Regions from separate parts of the Homo sapiens genome. Here region 2 is linked to region 1. The links are chromatin loops, found by intact Hi-C in ENCODE. Cell type or tissue: heart right ventricle. All regions are shown on one strand.

Evidence for each region. Hi-C counts contacts between places; a loop is a spot of excess contacts. Peaks named below come from ENCODE experiments on the same cell type or tissue, not always from the same donor. Only the 100,000 strongest peaks of a DNase experiment are listed, where the experiment ranks them.
Region 2: it touches region 1 in a loop (3.0-fold over the local background); 22 of 110 quality-filtered maps call a loop at or near these places.

Annotation. Positions count from the first base shown.
Region 1 is chr19:16,038,578-16,046,577 of GRCh38, forward strand. It overlaps LINC00905 (long intergenic non-protein coding RNA 905), which reads left to right. Exons shown (of 5, transcript NR_024335.2): 5 at 2,862-3,558. Among named protein-coding and RNA genes, the nearest start is that of LINC00905, 8.9 kb to the left of the region's middle. In heart right ventricle, no CTCF peak of the experiment used is centred here; a DNase peak (open chromatin) is centred at 3,124; H3K4me3 peaks cover 808 bases; H3K27me3 peaks cover 326 bases.
Region 2 is chr19:15,625,001-15,633,000 of GRCh38, forward strand. It overlaps CYP4F8 (cytochrome P450 family 4 subfamily F member 8), which reads left to right. Exons shown (of 13, transcript NM_007253.4): 10 at 3,302-3,435; 11 at 3,531-3,595; 12 at 3,761-3,843; 13 at 4,193-5,639. The coding sequence ends at 4,358. Among named protein-coding and RNA genes, the nearest start is that of CYP4F3, 12 kb to the right of the region's middle. RefSeq lists a silencer at 4,566-4,615. In heart right ventricle, CTCF peaks have their summits at 4,469 (motif pointing right), 4,669 and 6,992; a DNase peak (open chromatin) is centred at 4,481; H3K27me3 peaks cover 2,749 bases.

The DNA.
Region 1 (8,000 bases):
GAGGCCATGGCCAGGGGGAGGCCTGGGTGAGGAGGTGCCCACCACACTCCTGCCTTTGATCTGGGTCTTGTCAAGGTGGGCTCCTTGTCTGGGAGGACTCAGTGTCCTGCTCAGCACAACAGGCCCAGCCTGGCCCTCCAGACTGAAGCAAAGGGTCATGGGGACAGTGTGAGGGTGCTGTCCCTGGGCCAGTCCAGGTCTGTCCTGGGGAGTGGGGCTGGGGGTCTTCCTGGCATGTTCCTGGAACAGAGTCACTGTGAGGATGAACAGGATGACTGTCTGCCTGGTCAGCACAGAACGGGCACCCAGTGAGCACTCGAGGATGACCCTCCTCGGGCAGCTGCCGCCCACCCAGTAGCGACTGTCCCCAAGTCAGCAGGGAGGGAAGAGAGCAGGTCACGCTCTCCTAAGTCTGATCAAGCAGCCGTGCAGAGATGTGCCTCTCACCTAGAAAAGAGAAAAGCGTCCTTTGGGCAGAACCCACTCACACTGTGTCTCCAACTGCTCTACGACACAGAGCCGGGCAGGTACCTGGGTGTTGGGTAATGGTGACATTGTGGGCTCACGGCACCCATCACAACGGAGCCCTGCATGGGTCAGCAGGGCCCAGAGACGGCATCCTCTGCCCCTCCTGAACTGTCGACGTGTGCGTGCAATGCGTCTGTGCACTTGAGTGCAGGTGGATATGTGCGGGTGCGTGTGAGCGTGTGTCTCTCCTCCGGCCGGCCCTGGCTTCCCCAATCACGTGTGCCCCCATGTCCTCATCACTGTCACCCCAGGGCCTGTGGTCAGCATCAGAGCATCCACAGGTGCGCCCCAGCCTCTGCCTTCAGGCAGGGTGGTCCTGGGGATGCAGGCAGGGCAGGGCAGTGCCGTGGGTGAAACCCCCTCCCTCGGGAGGGACTCAGTGTATACGGTACTAAATCTGCATAGCAGGGCCATATTCAATGCACTTCTCCTCCTCCCAGTAGCTCTCTGGGGTGCAGTTGATTTCATCTCCCCTACAAATGGAAGAAAGGAGGCTTCTAGGACAAACCCCCTGCCTGAGGTCACCCAGCAGCCAGCTGACCTCGTCCTTACTAAGTCCCCACTAACCAGGCCCCCACTCACCAGGTCCCCACCCACCAGGTCCTGTTGACTAAGCCGGACTGATCGTGTTCTGTGCTGACCAAGCCCTGCAGACTGGGTCCCACTGATCAGTCCCCCCCAGTGACCAAGCCACCACTGACCCGGTCCCCCGTGACCATCTACCCACAGACAAGGGCCCATCTTCTTAAGTCAACCCATCTAAGAAAATGGGTTTGGCCCCAGACCAAAGCCATTTTCTTAAGTTCCATGGAGCTCACTAGGGTATAAAGCCAAGTGGGGAGAGGCTAAGCTTCAGAATCTGGACGTTTTCAACATTTCCAGGTATTTCCACATTCTTCACAGTGATTTCACCAATGTGCTCTCCCACCATTGAGGGTTTCTACCTGCCTCCAAAACTGCTGGTGTTGCCAGACTTTTCATTTATGTTGGGTGTTGGGTTTGAAATGCCTCATGGTGGCTTCTTGTTCCTCATGACTGGTGAGGTTGGGTGCCCTTGTATTTTAATCCTGTGCCAACTGGGCCCCCCCACCCCCACCCCCGCCACTTGCTGTCTCTGCTTCGTAAGGAGATCTTCTTGCCCGGTCAACTCCGAGGGATCACAGGTTCAGGGGTGCCCCCAAAATGAGACACTTAGTGTTTGATGAATGAATGATGATGTTGAGGCCAGGAGTGAGAGGAAGGTCAGCAGGCAGACAGGGCCCATGTGGACAGAAAGGGTTTATTCCAAGTCCAGACATGACCAATAGCGATAAAAAGGGGGAACAATTGGAGTAATCCATGGGAGAAGGAGTGAGCCTGAATTTGAAAGATGGAGAGAACTGGACGTGGAGGAGGGGAGGGAGGAAGGCAGAACAAAGGAAATAAGAAGCTGTTGACCAAAATACATATGTTGTGATTCCATGCATATGATCAAAACGTGATCGTGTAATCATGCACATTTCTCAAATTCAAATGGACAAGGTATACATAATTTTTCCCATTCCTCCCACGAAGCACAACTAAAACCCTGGGCCAGACATCATACATAAAAACATAAGACTCTGAATAAGATTCAGCCTTTAAAAACAAAGCTTGTGTTTACGTGGATGAACCCGGAAGACGTTCAGTGAAATAAGCCAGGCACAGAAAAACAAATACTTCCTGTCTCACTTGTGGAATCTAAAAAGCTGAACTCCCAAGTAGAATGGTGGCTCCAGGGACTGAGGGAGGGAGGAGGGACTGAACAGATATTGGCCAAAGGGCACAAGAGGAATTGTTCAACATGGTGACTCTAGTCAATGTATTTTATTCTTGAAAAATGCTGAGTAGTCTGGGCGCAGTGGCTCACACCTGTAATCCTAGCACGCTGGGAGACTGAGGGGGATCACTTGAGGCCAGGTGTTTGAGACCAGCCTGGGCGACATAGTGAGACCTCATCTCTTTTTTTTTTTTTTTTTTTTTCAATATAAAAAAACTGAATTGCTGAGCAAATTTTAAGTGTTCTTACCACAGAAAAAGAGATAAGCATGGAGGTATGGTCACGGGTATGTCAAGGAAATGTTAAATTAGCTTGATTTAGATATTTTACGCTGTACGCCTATGTCAAAACATGTTCTATGCATCATATTTACAACTTTGTCAAAATAAAAAGTGATTGGGAAATTGGATCAAACTAGAAAAATGTAAGACTCTGAATGATGGAGGGAAGGCAGACACAGTGGGAATTTCAGGACCCAAGGAATGACACGAAAGTCAATTCTTTGGTGTTTTGTTTTGTTTTTCGCCACATACAGCCCAGGCTTGGACCTGAAGAAGCTGGCAACCCGCGAACGCCAACAGGCACAGTCGAAAAAAGCAAAAGAAAAATCCCAAACAAAATCCTGTTCTCCCTAGCCAAAGGACCAGGAGAGGGGGCAGCCCAGCAAGACAAAACACATTTACACAATTCTGGCTAACCTCAGCCAGTCCTTGGCCGTGAGTTCGTTTTTCTGCCACCTCACTTTGGGGCTGGGCTGGTTCTCCACCCTCGCAGGGTGCGTTTCTCAATCCAGACGCTGGGGGGCGCTAGTACCTCGCGAGCTCCGCGAGGATCATTCCCGGGACGCCGCGGAGTCACCTCCCCTCCTAGGGACCCAGAGCTTCCCAGGGCCGCGCCTGTAGGTTTTCCAGAGGTCCCCGAAAACGTTAAAGACCTGGAAGGAAAAAAAAACTGTAAAACCACACACTTTGATATTTGACAACGTAAAAGCAAGGCTGCAAAATCAAAATCAATGAACGCTTGAAGGAAATGTCTACTTAGCTAGACATAGTGCCACCTGGATTCACTGTTGGCTCCAGAATCCCCCCCACGGTGTCATCACGTTGGAAAGTTTTTGTGGGTTAGATGTTCTCTGTTGGCAAGAATGCCTGTACATGCCCAAGAAGCATATGAGTTTAATGGGACCCCAATAACTTCAAAAGCAAAAAGATAACGATCCTTTCTACTTTTTTAACTTTGTGTGTGTGTGTATCAGGGTCTTGCTCTGTTGCCCAGGCTGGAGTGCAGTGGCGCAATCACAGCTCACTGCAGCCTCAAATTCCTGGACTCAAACCGTCTTCCCACTTCAGCCTCCCAAGTAGCTGCGAGGATGCACACCACCACGCCCGACTAATTTTTTTTATTTTTTTAGAGTCAGGGTCTCACTATGTTGCCAGGGCTGGTCTCAAACTCCTGGGCTCAAGTGATCCTCCTGCCTCGGCCTCCCAAAGTGCTGGGATTATAAGTGTTAGCCACCGCACCCAGCTTCTTCTTGTTTTAACAGGAAGAAATACATTCAATGTGAGTGCCTTTTAATGTTTGATATTAAACAAGTCCTCCACGAGTGCAGGTACCCAGGGATGTGCCATACAGCCCTCTGCCTTCACCTATGCTGTTCCCTTTGGCCTCCATCACCCTTCCCTTCCCACATCAGCCAATTCACCTCCCATTCATCCTTCATATTTTAGCTCAGTGTTACCACTTCAGGAAAACCTTCCCTGGTCCCAAGGGACAAGATACTGTTTGTCTTCACCTGGAACATCCTAAGGGCTCAATAACGAATGAATGAATGAATGAATGAATGAATGAATGAATGAATGAATGAACACAGGTGCATAAGCATGATAGGCTTGTCCTTGTAGGGCCTTCCCATGCCACTCAAAATACATATGACCTCATTGCAAAAATATGAATACTGGCTCACAAAGTCATCCTGCAAAATCAGGCACATTCAACAACAGCCCTGTGCTGAGCCGTGTCGGGGCAGTAGAGAAAGCTCAACCCAAAACCCTACTCTTGAGAGGCTCCTCTCTGGGGGTTGGAGCACAGAGCCAGACACAGACATCACTGGCCTGTGTGTTCAATGAAGGAAGGGAGGGAGGGAAGGAGAGAGGCCGGGATGAATGGTTGGATGGGTGGATGGATGAAGGGATGGAAGGATGAATGAGTGGATGGATGGATGGATGGATGGATGGATGGATGGATGGATGAATGGAGGAATGGAGGGATGGATGGATGAATGGGTAGATGGATGAATGGATGCAGGGAGGGATGGAGGGATGGATGGGTGGATGGATGAAGGGATGGAGGGATGAATGGGTGGAGGATAGATGAATAAACGAATGGATGGAGGGATGAAGGGATGAATGGGTAGATGGATGAATGGAGGGAGGGAGGAAAGGAGGGGTGGATGGGTGGGTGGATGGATGGATGGATGGATGGATGAATGGGTGGAGGATGGATGAATAAACGAATGGATGGAGGGATGAAGGGATGAATGGGTAGATGGATGGGTGGATGGATGGAGGAATGGAGGGAGGGATGGATGAATGGGTAGATGGATGAATGGATGGAGGGAGGGATGGAGGGATGGATGGGTGGATGGATGAAGGGATGGAGGGATGAATGGGCAGAGGATGGATGAATAAATGAGTGGATGGAGGGATGGATGATGAATGGGTAGATGGATGAATGGATGAAGGGATGAAGGGAGGGATAAAGGGATGAATGACTGGGTGGATGGATGGATGAATGAAGGAATGGAGGGATGGGTAGATGGATAAAGGGATGAAAGGAGGGATGGAGAGATGAATGGGTGAATGGATGTTTAGGGATGGGCCAGAGCAAGGGCCCGGAAATGGGGAGTAGTGACAGGAATATGTCCCATAGAAGGTGCTTGGGCTTGGTATGGAAAGCAGGGTATGAGGAATCGTCTGTAGGAACAGGGACATTCCAAGCAGAGGAAACTGCAGAGGCAAAGGCCCTGCAGCTCAAGAAAACCTGGTTTCAGGATACAGTAGGGAGTGGGAAATGACTACAGAGGAGACTGGCAAGGACAAGTGGAGCCAGGTTGTGAGGGACCCATCCACGACCCTTAACCATGAATTTTGCCCCAAGGCATGCATCAAAGTACTGGCTATTCTTAGTATCAGTATTAAGATGGTATGACACACCCAAGAGTTTATTATATGCTAATAGCTTCCCCTGTTAATTTCAGTTTGGAAAACATGTTTTATAGTGTTCACACTACTCTGGTGGTGCAATATTTAGTTTTTAAATCAATATGCCTGTACAAAACTGTTACACAATGGCCCACAACTGTAACCCCAGTGCCTTGGGAGGCCAAGGCAGGAGGATCCATTGAGACCAGGAGTTTGAGACCAGCCTGAGTAACACACATAGTGAGACCCTATCTCTACAAAAAAAAGAAAAAAAAATTTTTAATGTTGGAACATGAAAAGATGTTCAACATGATTAGCCATCAGATAAATGCAAATCAAAACCAAAATGAGGCCAGGCATGTAATCCCAGCACTTTGGGAGGTGAAGGCAGGAGGATCACTTGAGGTCAGGAGTTTGAGACCAGCCTGACCAACATGGCAAAACCCTGTCTCTACTAAAAATACAAAAATTAGTGGGGAGTGGTGGCTGATGCCTGTAATCCCAGCTACCCAGGAGGCTGAGGCAGGAGAATCCCTTGAACCCAGGAGGCGGAGGTAGTGAGCTGAGATCACGCCACTGCACTCCAGCCTGGATGACAGAGTGAGACTATCTCAAAAAAAAAAAAAAGAGAGAGAAAGACTTCACACTTCACACTCCCTGAGGTGGCTATAAGCAAAAATATAACTACAAATGTCAGCAAGTATGTGGAGAAATTGGAATCCTTGTGCATTGCTGGTGGGAATGCAAAATGGTGCAGCCACTATGGAAAATAATCTGGCAGTTTCTCAAAAAGCTAAATATAGAACTCCCACATGCCCCCGCAATTCCGCTCCTAGAGATATACCCAAAAGAACTGAAAACAGGACCGCAAATAGATATTTGTACACTGACATCATAGCAGCTCTATTCACGCTAGTCAAAAGGTAGTAACAATCCAAGTGTCCGTCCGGGACAATGGAATATTACTCAGCAATATACAGAAATAAAGTTCTGGCCAGACACAGTAGCTCATGCCCGTCATCCCAGCACTTTGAGAGGCCAAGGTGGGCAGATCGCTTGAGCCCAGGAGTTGGAGACCAGCCTGGGCAACATGGCGAAACCCTATCTCTACAAAACATACAAAAATTAGCCAGGCATGGAGGTGCACACCTCTAATCCCAGCTACTCAGGAGGATGAGGTGGGAGGATTGCTTGAGCCCAAAAGGCAGAGGTTGCAGTGAGCCAAGGTCAAGCCACTGCACTCCAGCCTGAGGGACAGAGCGAGAGACTCTGTCCAAAACAAACAAACAAACAAAACCTCAGACAGTATTATGAGAACTAGGACTTTGCTTTTAATTATAATTCTGTTAGTTCAATAGAACCTGAGAGAAGACTCAACACTTATAGAAATACTTAAATAGAAAAATAGAAGTCTCAGCCGGGTGCAGTGGCTCATGCCTAATCCCAGTACTTTGGGAGGCCGAGGCAAGCAGATCACGAGGTCAGGAGATCAAGACCATCCTGGCTAGCATGGTGAAACCCTGTCTCTACTAAAAATACAAAAAATTAGCCAGGCATGGTGGCAGGTGCCTGTAGTCCCAGCTACTCGGGAGGCTGAAAGGCAGGAGAATGGTATGAACCCGTGAGGCGGAGCTTGCAGTGAGCTGAGATGGCGCCACTCCAGCTGGACAACAGAGCGAGACTCCGTCTCAAAAAAAAAAAAAGAAAAGAAAAGAAAAGAAAAATATAAGTCTCAACAGGATTTGATGAAGGCTCAGGCGTGAGTGTGAGAGAAAGGTAGTCAAGGGTGACTTCAAGGTTTTGGATGAGAATGACCAGAAGGATGGAGCTGCTGTTTACTGAGATCATTACCAGGTCTCTTGCATCCTCAAAAAAAATAATAATAAAAAGGATATTTTCTTTTTCCTTTTTTTTTTTTTTTTGTTTGAGACAGGGTCTTATTCTGTCATGCAGGCTAGAGTTCAGTGGCCTGATCACAGTTCACTGCAGAGGTCAATGGTTTCAGCGACCTCTGGAGCACTTATGATGTCCCAGGTGAAGACAAACAGTATCTTGTTCTTTCAAAAAAAAAGAAAGTTCTAATCCATGCTGCAATGTGAAAGAACTTCAAAAACAAGCTGAGTGCTATGGGAGGCCGAGGCAGGCGGATCACGAAGTCAGGAGATCCAGACCACCCTGGCTAACCCAGTGAAACCCCATCTCTACTAAAAATACAAAAAAAAAAAAATTAGCCAGGCGTGGTGGCGGGCACCTGTGGTCCCAGCTACTGGGGAGGCTGAGGCAGGAGAATCGCTTGAACCCGGGAAGCAGAGGTTGCAGTAAGTGGAGATCACACCTCTGTACTCCAGCCGCCTGGGGGACAGAGCAAGATTCTGTCTCAAAAAAAAAAAAAAAAAAAAAGAACTGGGGATAGAGGCCGAACTGGGTTTGGCACACAGTCTGTGGGCTCAAAAGCAAGACCAGCCAGGAAACAA
Region 2 (8,000 bases), 410 kb before region 1:
TATTTTTGGTTCATTTATTTGTCACCAAATTTATTAATTTTTTCTTTTATAATTCCTGTTTGTGTTTCTTAAAAAAATATTTAAAAACCATTTTATACTCTAATAGTAAAATGCAAAACTCTTGTTTGACTTATTTTAATAGGCTTATATATTTTTAAAAGTTTAACATTTTATCAATATTTTTCACATTTAGAAATTTTTCCCTTTGAAATCTATGTTGGAATCTATTTTTTCTCCAAATGTCTAATTGTCCCAACCAAGTTTAATGAATATTTTGTCCTTGTGTCATGATTCTAAATAACAACAAATTCACAAGAAACTATGTGTGTGTATATATATATATATAGTGTATATATATAGTGTATATATATATAGTGTTTGTGTATATATATATACACACACACATACTATATATAGTGTATACACTATATATATATGTATTTTAAGGCAACAAATAAAACCATATATATATATGCCTATCTTAGGCATGTATGTATATATATGGTTTTATTTGTTGCCTTCATTTTGTTCCATTTATTATGTAGTCCTACATGAGCAGCATGAAGTCTACTTTTAAAAACACTTTAATATTTGGTAGAGTTTGTTCTGTCTCATTACTTTGTGTTTACAGTTTTTTTTCCCTCGAGTTCCTATTTTTTTCCATTTGAACTCTGTGATCAGGTTAGCCAGTTTGACAAATACTTTTGAAAATGTTAATTAATAAATTTTTTGGACCTTAGGTGCTAATGTTTGAGTTAACGATGCTCTTCAATTCATGGCAAATTCTCGTCATTTTTCTATACAATACGTATTTCTTCCCATTTATCTCAAATCTCTCCTTCCAGCTCTCCATCAGTATGATTACAAAATGGTGGATACTTTTATCTGTAAAACTTGTTGTTGGGGTGGATACATTTTAAAATTCTATATATGTTTTTATTTCACAGATGTTGTGCTGGTTCTTACCTTTTCAGAAATATAGCACTATGATTTGTGCTACGTTTGCAGCACCGTGGTTGCATGCTATGATTTGTGCTATATAAATGTAGCACTATGATTTGCAGCACCGTGGTTCTAAGTACATTTATTCTCTTGCTTTTAGCTATGATCTAGTCCTTTTCTCTTCAGTTCTGTAGTGGATACCTGGACTGCTTCTATCTCTCCAGTGCAATGACCATCTTTGTGCATATCTCTTTATCTGCATGTCTGATAATTTCTCTGGGATCTACAGTTGGGAACCAGCTTGCTGGGCTGTAAAACACACATCTTTCCTTGGCCATGTCCTGGAGGTTGCCTTCCATATTGGCAGCTTCTGTGCACCCCACTGTCAGTGCATGTGACCCCTCTACCCACACCTCAGCCAACCCTTGGCAACACCTACCTTTGGCCATTCTAGCCTCGAATAGATGTGAAGTGGTACCTCGTTGTCAGCTAGCTTCCATTTCTATGACAGCTAGTGACTTTGCGCATCTCCTCTTACATTTCTCATGTTTGAGCATCCATGAATTCTTAGATCAAATCCTTTGTCTACTTTTCACTTGGGTTACCTGTTCGTTCTCTTGTAGATTTGCAGGAATTCCTAACATATTCAGATATTGTTCTGGATATCTATCTATCTATCTATCTATCTATCTATCTATCTATCTTAGGCATCTTCTCTGAATCTCTTATCTCTCATTGGAATGTTAATTGGGTCCACTGTATCTTTTACTGCACAGAAATCCTTAATTTGCATGCGTATTTATCCTTTATATTTTATCTTGTTTAAGCTTTTGGGGTTTTAAGAATTCCTACTCTTAAGTCACAAAAATTTCTCCTATGTTATCATCTTTTAACATTATAATTTTACCTTTCTCATAAAGGAAAAGACTCCACCTTGTATATGCAGTAGACAAGAACCTGTTTCTCTCTGTTCCCACATTTCCAGTGGTCTGAACAACTTCCACCACACTATCCATTCTCCAGGGGCGTGTGGACCTTCCTTTAGCAGATGTTAAGTTTCCCCCTATTCACAGGCCTGATTCTGAGCTCTCTACTCTGTTCTATGGATCTGTTTTTCTGTTCTTGCAGCAGTCCCACAGTTTTTTTAAAATTATTTTATTTTTATTAGTATGCATTTGTAATATCTCTTAATATCTGGAAGCTTGGGTTCTCCTTCTTCAATCTTTTATTTAAAAATTGACCTAGCTTGGATAGGGCATGGTGGCTTATGCCTGTAATCCCAGCACTTTGGGAGGCTGAGGCAGGCAGATCACTTGAGGTCAGGAGTTTGAGACCAGCCTGGCCAACATGGTGAAACCCCATCTATACTAAAAATACAAAAATTAGTTGGGTGTGGTGGTGCACACCTGTAATCCCAGCTACTTGGGAGGCTGAGGCACAAGAATCGCTTGAACGCAGGAAGTGGAGGTTGCAGTGAGCTGAGATCAGGCCACTGCACTCCAGCCTGGGTGACAGAGTGAGAATCCATCTCAAAAAAAAAAAAAAAATTGACCTAGCCCTTGATGAACTTTAAAATTCCTTCAATTAGAATAAGATTTCAAAGTTCCAAAAAGAATCCAGCTAGATTTTTATTAATTGCATGAAGTATATTGATTAGTTTAGAAATAATTGACACCTTTACAACATATGGTCATCCCACCCTACAGTGTGGAGTGGAGATTATTTATTCAAATAACTTTATAAGCCCTTTGTAGAGATGTTTTTTTCCTGCTTTTGTTACCTCTTTATATAATTTTAAATACTTTTTCACACAAACAAATGAACACTTTTGTTTTTGAGATGGAGTTGCTCTGCCTCCCAAACTGGAGTGCGGTGGAGTGATCTCGGCTCACTGCAACCTCTGCCTCTCAGGTTCGAGGGATTCTCCTGCCTCAGCCTCCTGAGTAGCTGGGACTACAGGTGCCCACCACCATGCGTGGCTAATTTTTGTGTTTTTAGTAGAGATGGGATTTCACCATGTTGGTCAGGCTGGTGTGGAACTCCTGACCTCAAGTGATCCTCCTGCCTCAGGCTTCCAAAGTGCTGGGATTACAGGAGTGAGCCACTGCACCCCGCCGGAATGAATACTTTTAAGAGACACCCTCTGAATATTGTTTTGCTCAGAAATACCTCTAAAAACACCAGGTCAACTTTTCTTCTAGTAGTTTTGTGACTTTGGTTTTCTAATGCTTACATCTTTGTTGCTTCTGGAATTAATTTTGTTATAGGACTGAGGGTCAGAGGGAGGTGGTGAGAGGGTCTCCAGGGGCAGCAGGAGGGCCGTGTATGCTCTCTGGATAATTGTTGGGTGTTTCCTTAGGGACGACCTGGCCCAGTTGCCCTTCCTGACCATGTGCCTGAAGGAGAGCCTGCGGTTGCATCCCCCAATCCCTACATTCGCCCGCGGCTGCACCCAGGACGTGGTGCTCCCAGACAGCCGAGTCATCCCCAAAGGTGCCCTCCATGGCAGGGGAGGAGGGTCCTGGGCAGGGCGGTGGTCCCAGCAGGCAGCTCGGACCTTGTTCTTACTGTCCTCTCCTGCACGACAGGGAATGTCTGTAACATCAACATCTTCGCAATCCATCACAACCCCTCAGTCTGGCCAGACCCTGAGGTGCTGCCCCTCCCTGTTTCTCCATCCCCCGGGCCTGGTCGGGGGAGGGGTCTTGTCCCGGAAAACCAGATACTCCCTCTCTACTCCACCCACATCTGTTTTATGTGGGGGTGGCTGGGTGTCCTGAGAGGCCCCATCAGCAGCCTTAACTTGCCTCCACCCCAGGTCTATGACCCCTTCCGCTTCGACCCAGAAAACGCCCAGAAGAGGTCACCTATGGCTTTTATTCCTTTCTCGGCGGGGCCCAGGTGAGGCCAGGGGGTGTCTGAGGTGGGCATGGGCTGAGGGTGGCACAGATGGCTGCCTTGTCAGATGCCTGACTTGTAGGACCACGTGTTTCTGTGATAGGGGTTTTAAAGAAGATCCTAGGAAAAAGGGTGTGCTCAGAGCCTCCTGCCCCGTCTGGTTTCAGTTGGGGCTGGGGTCTGGGCTAGGCTCTGGGAATATGCAAGCCCACATGGGGGTCCCAGACCCAGCTTCCCCCCTGTCTGCCCAAGGTGATCTGGGTGGGGTTGGGGGTTCCGGGCCTGGTTCCTGGCGCAGTGGGGCCGGGATCTGGGTCCTGGGTGCAGTCAGACCTTCCACCTTGGCCCCCAGGAACTGCATCGGGCAGAAGTTCGCGATGGCAGAGATGAAGGTGGTCCTGGCGCTCACGCTGCTGCGCTTCCGCATCCTGCCCGACCACAGGGAGCCACGCAGGACGCCGGAGATTGTTTTGCGTGCGGAGGACGGACTTTGGCTGCGAGTAGAACCCCTGGGCTGAGGCCTGCAGTGACCCACCCACCTACCTTTGCATCACCTACCTTTGCACCAACTACCTTTTCAGATTTCCGGTAATAAATCTGTGTTGGCCCCTGTGCCTCAGTCCCGCGGATGGCCAGTAGGGGGCGCTGGAGGACTGCGGGGATCTAGGGCCTGGCTGGGAAGAGGCGGGGAGATGTCTCTGTGCCCAAGATACTCACTGCCTCTCTGGGTGAGCACAGGAGCCCCGTGCTGAGGGTGGGATCTCCCAGAGTCTAAGTAAAGACTTTTTCCCCCCCAAAATAATTGTGTATTCTGATATAAATTTTTGCCAATTTAGAATCCCTGTTTTTTAGCTAGGTGCATAGCAGCCTGAAATACAGATCACATTTGAAAGCCTTTCTTGAAGCTCAATTGGTTAAGTGACTGTGGCTGTCCCATGTGTAGAAGCCAAAGATTATGTGGTAATTCTGGTAACCTTTCTTAAGAGAAAGCTGCTACAGTCTGTCTGCTCAGTCCTCCCCTCTTCCTTCCTGCTGCTTGGAAGATTTTTTTTTTTTTTTGAGACATGGTGTCTCTCGTCGCCCAGGCCGGAGTGCAGTGGCTCACTGCAACCTCCACCTCCTGGGTTCAAGTGATTCTCCTGACTCAGTCGCCTGAGTAGATAGGATAACAGGCGCCTACCACCACACCCGGCTAATTGTATTTTTAGTACAGATGGGGTTTTGCTATGTTGGCCAGGCTGGTCTCAAACTCCTGGCCTCAAGTGATCAGCCCACCTCAGCCTCCCAAAGTGCCAGAATTGCAGGTGTGAGAATAAAAATTCTTGAGTTTCAATGTTTATTTTAGAATCAGGTGCTAACATGCAAATTTATTACAAAGGTATATTGCATCATGCTGAGGTTTGGAGTATGAATGACTCCATCACCCATGTAGTGAGCATAGTATCTAATAGGCAGTTTTTCAGCTTTTCCCCCTCCCTGCTTCCCCTGTCTAGTAGTCCCCAGGATCTGTTGTTCCCATCTTTATTACCATGTGTATCCAATGCATACCTCCCACTTATAAGTGAGAACATGCAATATTTTGTTTTCTGTTCCTGCATTAGTTTGCTTAGGATAATGGCCCCCAGCTGCATCTATGTTGCTGCAAACGACATGATTTTGTACTTTTTAATGACTGCATAGTATTTCATGGTGTATTTCTACACATTTTCTTTATCCACTCCACCATTGATGGGCACCTGTGTTGATTCAGCATCTTCGCTATTGTGATTAGAGCTGCGATAAACATGTGGATGCTTGTGTCTTTTTGGCAGAATGATTTATTTTCTTTTGGGTGTATACCCAGTCGTGGGATTGCTAGGTCAAATGGTAGTTCAACTCTCAATTCTCTGAGAAATATCCTAACTGCTCTCCACACTCCATTAGTTTAGTGGCTGAACTAATTTATATTTCCACCAACAGTGTATAAATGTTCCTTTTTCTCCATAGCCTTGGCAACATCTGCTATTTTTTGACTTTTTAACAAATTGCTTGCAAGATTGATGTGGCCTCTGGAGCTCCATCTTGGCTCATGAGGACAGGGACTGCTATTTAGGGCAGATGGGGCAGATGGCTAGAAGCAGTCAGGGTCTATGACCCTAGATCCATGCTGTGACCTGAATGTTTATGTAGCCCCCAAATCCATACATTGAAGCCTAGTCTGCATATGGTGGTATTAAGAGGGGAGGCCTTTGGGAGGTGATTAAGTTGTGAGGGCTCTGCCTTCGTAAGTGAGATTACCCCTTATAACAGAGACCTGAGGGAGCTTGTTTGCCCCTTCCACCATGTAAAGACACGTGCAAGGTGCCATCTATGAGGAACAGGCCCTTAGTTGACACTGAACCTGCAGGCACCTTGATCTTGGACTTCCCAGCCTCCAAAATTGTAAGCAATAAATACCTGTTGTTTATAAACTACCTAGTGTAAGTTATGTTGTCATAGCAGCCTGAATGGGCTAAGATAATCCATATCCCCTTGGAATTGTACTAAACATCACCTTGAAGTTGTATTATAAATGTCAGAATCCCAGTCTGCTATTCACTAGCTGATTGGCTTGGGGAAAACTTGTTTATCTCTGTAGCCCTGGTTTTGTTTACCACTTAATAGTATTCACCTCATTGGGCTGCTGGAAGACTGAACAAGCCAGTATCTACAACATCCCTGAGCCACATCTGTTGGGTATTAGCGGTCCATGAGGGTTAATTGCCTCTCTTTCTCTTCTTTTTGCATCACATTTGAAGTTTTGACATTTTAAAAAATCGCAAGAGGTTGCTTCAAGCTTTGGGATGCATGGCAACCTTCTCTTGAGGAAAATTCATTCGAATGTTTTGTGTGCTCAAAATATCCGTTATTACATCCGAGAATCTACAGTGGACTTTGGTGAAAGGTTGGCCCAAAGCTTAGAACGGAAAAAATTAATTTTTCCAGAGAGGCACGACTCAGAATTTATTCCTGTCTAAAAAGTTCAGGTCATGAAGGTTTTCAAGTGAGAGGAAGGTAGAGGGTGTGGGCTGGGCGGGGGGCGGGCGGGGGGGGGGAGGGGCCGCCCCTTTCAGCACCAGGGACAGCGGCTGCACCTGGACTTTCCCCTGTCTGACTGTAGGGGGCTCCTGCGGGGCGCAGAGTCCAAGGACTGAGCGCTTTTCAGGGGCCCATAGATTGGGAACCTGGAAGGATTATTGGCTGCAAAATAAGAATGGAACATTGCAAAACGAAATAAATAACTATTTAATATATTCTATGCTGAAAGTCAATTTTTCTTCCCTTTAAAGTTTAAGTTTCATAAATAATGCATGCTTATAGAAGAAATTGCAAGAAATAAAAATCATCCATAATTTCAAAATGTCAGAATAATCACTGTTTATATTTTCTTGCATATGCTTCCAGTTTTTAATTCATATGTGATCTTTTTACATATGAAAATGTTTATTTACATCTATATAGCTGTGTCATATCACATTTGCATGTAATTTTGTTTACAAGTGCTATTTTCCTGCCAAATGAGCACATGAAAAGATGCTAAACATTATTCCCATTATGCAAACCAAAAGCACAACGTGATGTCACCTCAACACCTACAGGATGGCTAGCATCTAAAAAAGGGAATATAACAAATGTTGGAGAGGATATGGAGTAATCGAAGCCCTCATCCATTCCTGGTGTGACTGTAAAAATGGTGCAGCTGCTGTGGAAAACAGTCTGGAGATTCTGAAAAACTAAAACATAGAATTACTATATGATGCAATTCCACGATATCATATTAAGCTCCTAGCTATATACTCAAAAGAATAGAAAACAGTTGTTCAAACAAAAAAGCTTGTACATTCGTGCTTATAGCAGCCCTATTCACAATTGCCAAAAGGTAGAAAGAACTCAAATATCCATTAACAGATGGATGGATAAAGAAAATGTGATCTATTCGTATAATGAAATATTACTCAGCCATTAAAAGGAATGAAGTACTGATACATACTACCACCTGGATGAACCTTGAATACATTATAGTATGTGAAAGAAGTCAGACACAAAAGGTCACATAGTGTATGATTTATTTATAAGAAATGTCCATCTGGGTGTGGTGGCTCATGCCTGTAATCCCAGCACTTTGGGAGGCCCAGGCAGGC